Linked DNA regions of Homo sapiens: region 1 is linked to region 2. Evidence: read pairs that join two places in POLR2A ChIA-PET (ENCODE). Cell type or tissue: B cell. All regions are shown on one strand.

Region 1 (2,500 bases), 1.4 Mb before region 2:
GAGGTCATTTTGCAGTACTTTTCTGATAGAAATTCACATTTTTTTCCTAGGTTTGATCTCTGCTCCCTCTGAAACAAGCTACTTCTTGTCTAAAAATGACTTCCAACATACTATGCATCAATTTAGATCATAAGCATTACTTTCTACTAGTCCTTGAAGGCAAATCTTGCACTATATTCTACAGTTCAAGTTATACATCCTTATAGTACAATCCCACAGCATCTACATACTGTTGTCACATATTCGTCACATGGTGCTCTGCCCATCTGCTTTCCTGTTCCCCAAACTAAACTCGCAAATCCTTGAGAGTGGAAATATTTATCATTTTATAATTCCAGGGGCTACCACATGATAGGTACTCAATAAAAATGTCTGTTAATTTAATGAATGAATGAATTTATTTGCCTGGCACTGGAGCTATAGATGAATCAGATTCTTATTCTTTACTCAAAGAGCTCAAAGACTATTTGAGGAAGAAATATTTATAAATGTGAAAAGAGAAAGAGAGCAACACAGAAAGCACATGAAAAATCTTGGGGGATGTCAGAAAAGCTAGCATAAGCTTGGCAGAGGTAGCCCTTAACCAGGACTTTGAATGCTGAGTAAATAAAAGAAAACTGGAGTAACCAGGGCAAAGATTAGAAATAATACTGTGAGCTTGGGTATGAAGCAAGGCATTTCTGTAGGACAGGGATCAGACCAGCGGCACCAAAATGAGGGATTCAGGGAGAACAGTTAGGGGAAAGTTTTAAAAGATAACATGAGTTCTGCCTTTTAAAGGTTTTATATAAAGATAAGAAGCTAGAGCTTTTATCCTTGAATAGGAAGATAACAAGAGTGAAAACTCCAGGTATTAAAAATTGAATCATGTAGGATGGATCCAAGGAAAGTGATAAATCCAATAGTATAGACATAGAGTCCCTGTGGCCCCAGTTCTAGTCTCAGCTATACAAGTGTGACCTTTAACAAGAGATGACACTCATTTGCAAAATGAATACCTGTAAAGTCCCAATCAGCTCTAATATTTTAGAGTGCTTTCTTTCTCTAAAATCTTCATTACAGCCCTTCATTTTGATAAATGGGTTTGATGAAACTTCACAAGTTTAATGAACAGATGAACTAGCACATATCATTGGGGCTCTTGGCTTCTAAGAGAGACCCATGTAAACACAAAAATAAGCAGTGGTGAGAACTGGTGTTGCTGGACCAAGATTTACACTGCTCTTACTTCCCCTCATTCTAGCTAGGTTTCACTCGAAGTTCATAATCATCATGAAAGCAAGAAGTGAAAGGGAAGATTTCCAGAGAGGCTCTGAGAATACACAACCACCATCAGCAGACAGGAAAGCAAGAGCAGTGGCCCTCCTCTAAGCAAGATGCCTACTGCTGAAGGGAGCTGGGGAGCTGCTGCTTCCTCAGCATTGCTCTTTCAGAAATTGTCACATGCAAGCAATTAAGAAGAACCTAAGAGGTTTCACTTATCAACTCCTCTGCTGCTCTTCTGTCTGTTCCCCCAGCGGTCCTAAGAAGACTAGAGACTGACAATAAACAAGTGTTTATTGAAGGTTTATTATATGTCTAGCAAATTTTCAATGGCCACACAGTCATCCTGACTGCCATATGAGGTAGCACTATCATTACCCACATCTAGCAAATCAAGAAAGTAAGACTGTAAGAGGTTGAATAACTTGCTCAAGGATATACAGCTAACAAATAGCAAAGCTGAAGCTGGGACACAGATCTTTAACTCCAAATCTCCGGTCTTCACTCTGTACTACCTCCCTATTTGGAGAAGAAAGGAAAACACCACAATTCAAAGGAAATCAGCACTTAACAGTAGTTTTTGCTCTTATTATTTCCATTCCAGCTCTTGAATTCTACTTGCCATAATGTTTTCTCTATTCTGTACCCTCAAATCTAATCATAATAAGCCACAGGACCACAAAGTGATGAAGCCAATAGTCAACAGAAAAAAAAAATCAAGGCACAACAGAAAGCAAATAACTACAAAAGGCTATGTGATGACCAGGACCCGCCCCACGTAGGTGGGAAAACTTAGTGCCATAGGCAAACTGACAATTAATACTAACAAAGCTACTAAGCCTCTCTCAGGATACCATGTGAATGTCAAGTCACTGTCACCCACAAAAACAGAAAGAAGTAGTGTTTGGTCATATTTTCCTTTTTTTCGTCCAAATCAATATGCTACTCTTCTAAAAAGATTTATATAGATCACCAAAACTGAAAAACAAACAACCGTTACATCATATTATCCAACATCCAGTGCAATAAACTTAGAGTAGTGTTTATCAAAACAGTCTGCACACTAACCTCATATGGGGATCTTTATGTATATACTCTGATTCAAGGGTTGAGAATAATTGACTTAGAGCATTTCTATTAATCTTTAAATGACATTGTATTAGTCCCTATATCTTCCTGGCAACTAACTCAAGGCCTAGCTCTTGGTCAGTGTGCACTGAATAAATGAATGATATTA
Region 2 (2,500 bases):
ACACGGTACATGCTCCCTTCCTCTCACTTCCTGTACTCAGTTGTCATCGCTCCTCAAAAGTAGTCAAATTCCTGGCCCTCAATATCTTTGCCATACTGCCCCATAGTTGAAGATACATATTCCCCCTAACTGTCTGCCATGATTCTTGGCATTACTGGGTCTTCACTGAGAGTCACGAGCAACCAACAATCTATCTTACTAAGAAATGACTTGACTAAGGTCATGCTTATCCACATGGAAAAAGGTTAGGAATGATGTGATGTTAGATGGGAATGTAGGGATCTGCCACCCTTTGATGCAATTTGTACATAGCTTTGCTCTGTATCACCAGTCAGGGTAACCAATCTCTAAATTTCTTCCTCACCAAAAAAGGAAGGACTTCCTATTATTCTAATGAGGCAAAATGGTATAAGCATAATAAGTGTTCATTTGTGAGCTACACAGACCTAGGTTTGAAGTCCAACTCCACTGCTAACCTAGGGAAATCTAGTTGAATTTTCTAGGCCCGTTTATTCATTTGTGAAACAATACCAGTGTGACCTGTATCATAGCGTGACTGCTATCATAGAGTTGTTAGGAGAATTAAATGAGAAAATAGATGTAAAGCACCCAGCACACAATCACTGTGCACAGTGGCAGCTATTATTATGGATTCTAACTCCCAGATAATCATGGGTCTTAGTAAAGGAGGTATTCAAGGGTGGTCATTCAGAGGGTTTCCTTCAGCTTTAAGCAGTGTTTTATAAAGTGCTCTTAGTCTGTAAGAAAGCTTCTGCTGAGTTTTGTCATCAAAGCTGAGGTTGGAAATAGGTCAATGGACCAGGATAAGGGTTGAGTCTTTCTCCCAGCTCTGATGGAACAATATTTCCTGACTGCCTTCAGTAATTTATATGCCCAAAAATGGACCTTGAGAATTCAAAAATAAGATAAGACTTGGAATGCTAATAAGAGATAACAAGACATCATCAGTCTCCCTGAGGAAAATGAAGTGCCTTAGTGTATTGGTGGCATGACAGCGGATCTAGATGCTCTGAAGCTACAGAGAAGACTTCATGCAGGTTACCCACGGTACAAGGCAGTAGTGATGGCCCTCAAATATCTGCTGTCTTCTACCTCTGCCATCCCTCTGTTAAAGCAAATAAGAAGGAGGCCGTTAGCCTGAGGTTGTCTCCATAACCAGAGCTTCTACATAAGCAAACCAAAATCCAAATCAATGTAAACAGTAAAATGTAACTAGAGGCTTCACCAATCAGAAACCACCAACTAACCTCTAACTAGGGTCTTCCCACTCTAATAAAATATATTTTCTTAGCCTTCTTTCCACGTTCAGCCTACAAAAGCTCACTGTCCTCACTGCGGCAGCAGAGCTCTCTGAACCTCTTCTGGTTCTGAGTGCTGTCCAATTCACACATGGTTCTTTGCTCAGATGAACTTTGCTACATTTATTTTCTCTAAAGTTTTTCTTTTAACACCTCCTGCCTTCTTCCTTGCTTTGCATAGCTGCTCTACTCCACCTCTTCTAGAATATTAACACACCCAAAGCCCTCCTCAGTGCACAAATGTCCTCTGCAGCTGCATGTATACAGCAGACACTGACTGAGGAATGGGTCCCTGAAGAACAGCTCAGCCATCACACCCAACACGTGATGGCACTGATTGCTTGACCACTAGTGACAGGGACCTATAAAGGCACACATCCCACTTGCAGATAGTTTTGAGTTTAGAGTATTAGAGTATAGATTCATTGATCCAGAATCTATTTCCCCTTGACTTCTATCTTTTTTTTTTTTTTTTTGAGATGGAGTCTCTGTCACCCAGGCTGGTGTGCAGTGGGGTGATCCTCACTGCAACCTCCACCTCCCAGGTTCAAGTGATTTTCCTGCCTCAGCCTCCCTAATAGCTGGGACTACAGGCACTTGCCACCTTGCCTGGCTAATTTTTTTTTTTTTTTTTTTTTTGTAATTTTAGTAGAGAATGGGTTTCACCATGTTGGCCAGGATGGTCTCGATCTCTTGATCTCGTGATCCACCTGCCTTGGCTTCCAAAAGTCCTGGGATTACAGGCGTGAGCCACCGCGCCCATCCGACCTCTATCTTTAAAATCTAGTGTCAGGACTAATAAGCTTTTTAAAGACGTATATTCTTTCACAATAAGCTGTCCTTTCAATTCATTTATATTATAATACTAACAGCTAACATTTCTTGAGGGCCAACCATGAGCCACAACTTACAGGCAGGAAGGCACAATATAGCGTTTCTTAAACTTGCCAGATCCTAGTATCATCCAGGGTGCCCGCTGCATCCACTGCTCCCCAGGCTCCACCCCAGCTGGGCTGAATCTGAATCTGAGACAGGGCCTGGGAATTGCTCTTTTAACAAGAGTCTCAGGTGATTCTTAGGATCAGGCAAATTGTAGACCAATGGCACAATGGTTAAGGTGTGACATATCAGGATCCATGATCTGATTCCATCATCGTTTGTTTTATGGCTTCAGGCAACTT

The links. ChIA-PET counts read pairs that join two places held together with the same protein. Peaks named below come from ENCODE experiments on the same cell type or tissue, not always from the same donor. Only the 100,000 strongest peaks of a DNase experiment are listed, where the experiment ranks them.
Region 1: POLR2A ChIA-PET joins it to region 2 with 5 read pairs; 1 of 35 experiments calls an interaction of 5 or more read pairs at or near these places.

What each region holds. Positions count from the first base shown.
Region 1 is chr3:188,399,540-188,402,039 of GRCh38, reverse strand. All of the region lies in intron 3 of LPP (LIM domain containing preferred translocation partner in lipoma), which reads right to left. Among named protein-coding and RNA genes, the nearest start is that of LPP-AS1, 170 kb to the left of the region's middle. In B cell, no CTCF peak of the experiment used is centred here; a DNase peak (open chromatin) is centred at 1,339; H3K4me3 peaks cover 442 bases; H3K27ac peaks cover 2,500 bases.
Region 2 is chr3:186,980,062-186,982,561 of GRCh38, reverse strand. The region is part of intron 2 of ST6GAL1 (ST6 beta-galactoside alpha-2,6-sialyltransferase 1); the gene reads right to left. Among named protein-coding and RNA genes, the nearest start is that of ST6GAL1, 51 kb to the right of the region's middle. In B cell, no CTCF peak of the experiment used is centred here; no DNase peak of the experiment used is centred here; H3K27ac peaks cover 2,346 bases.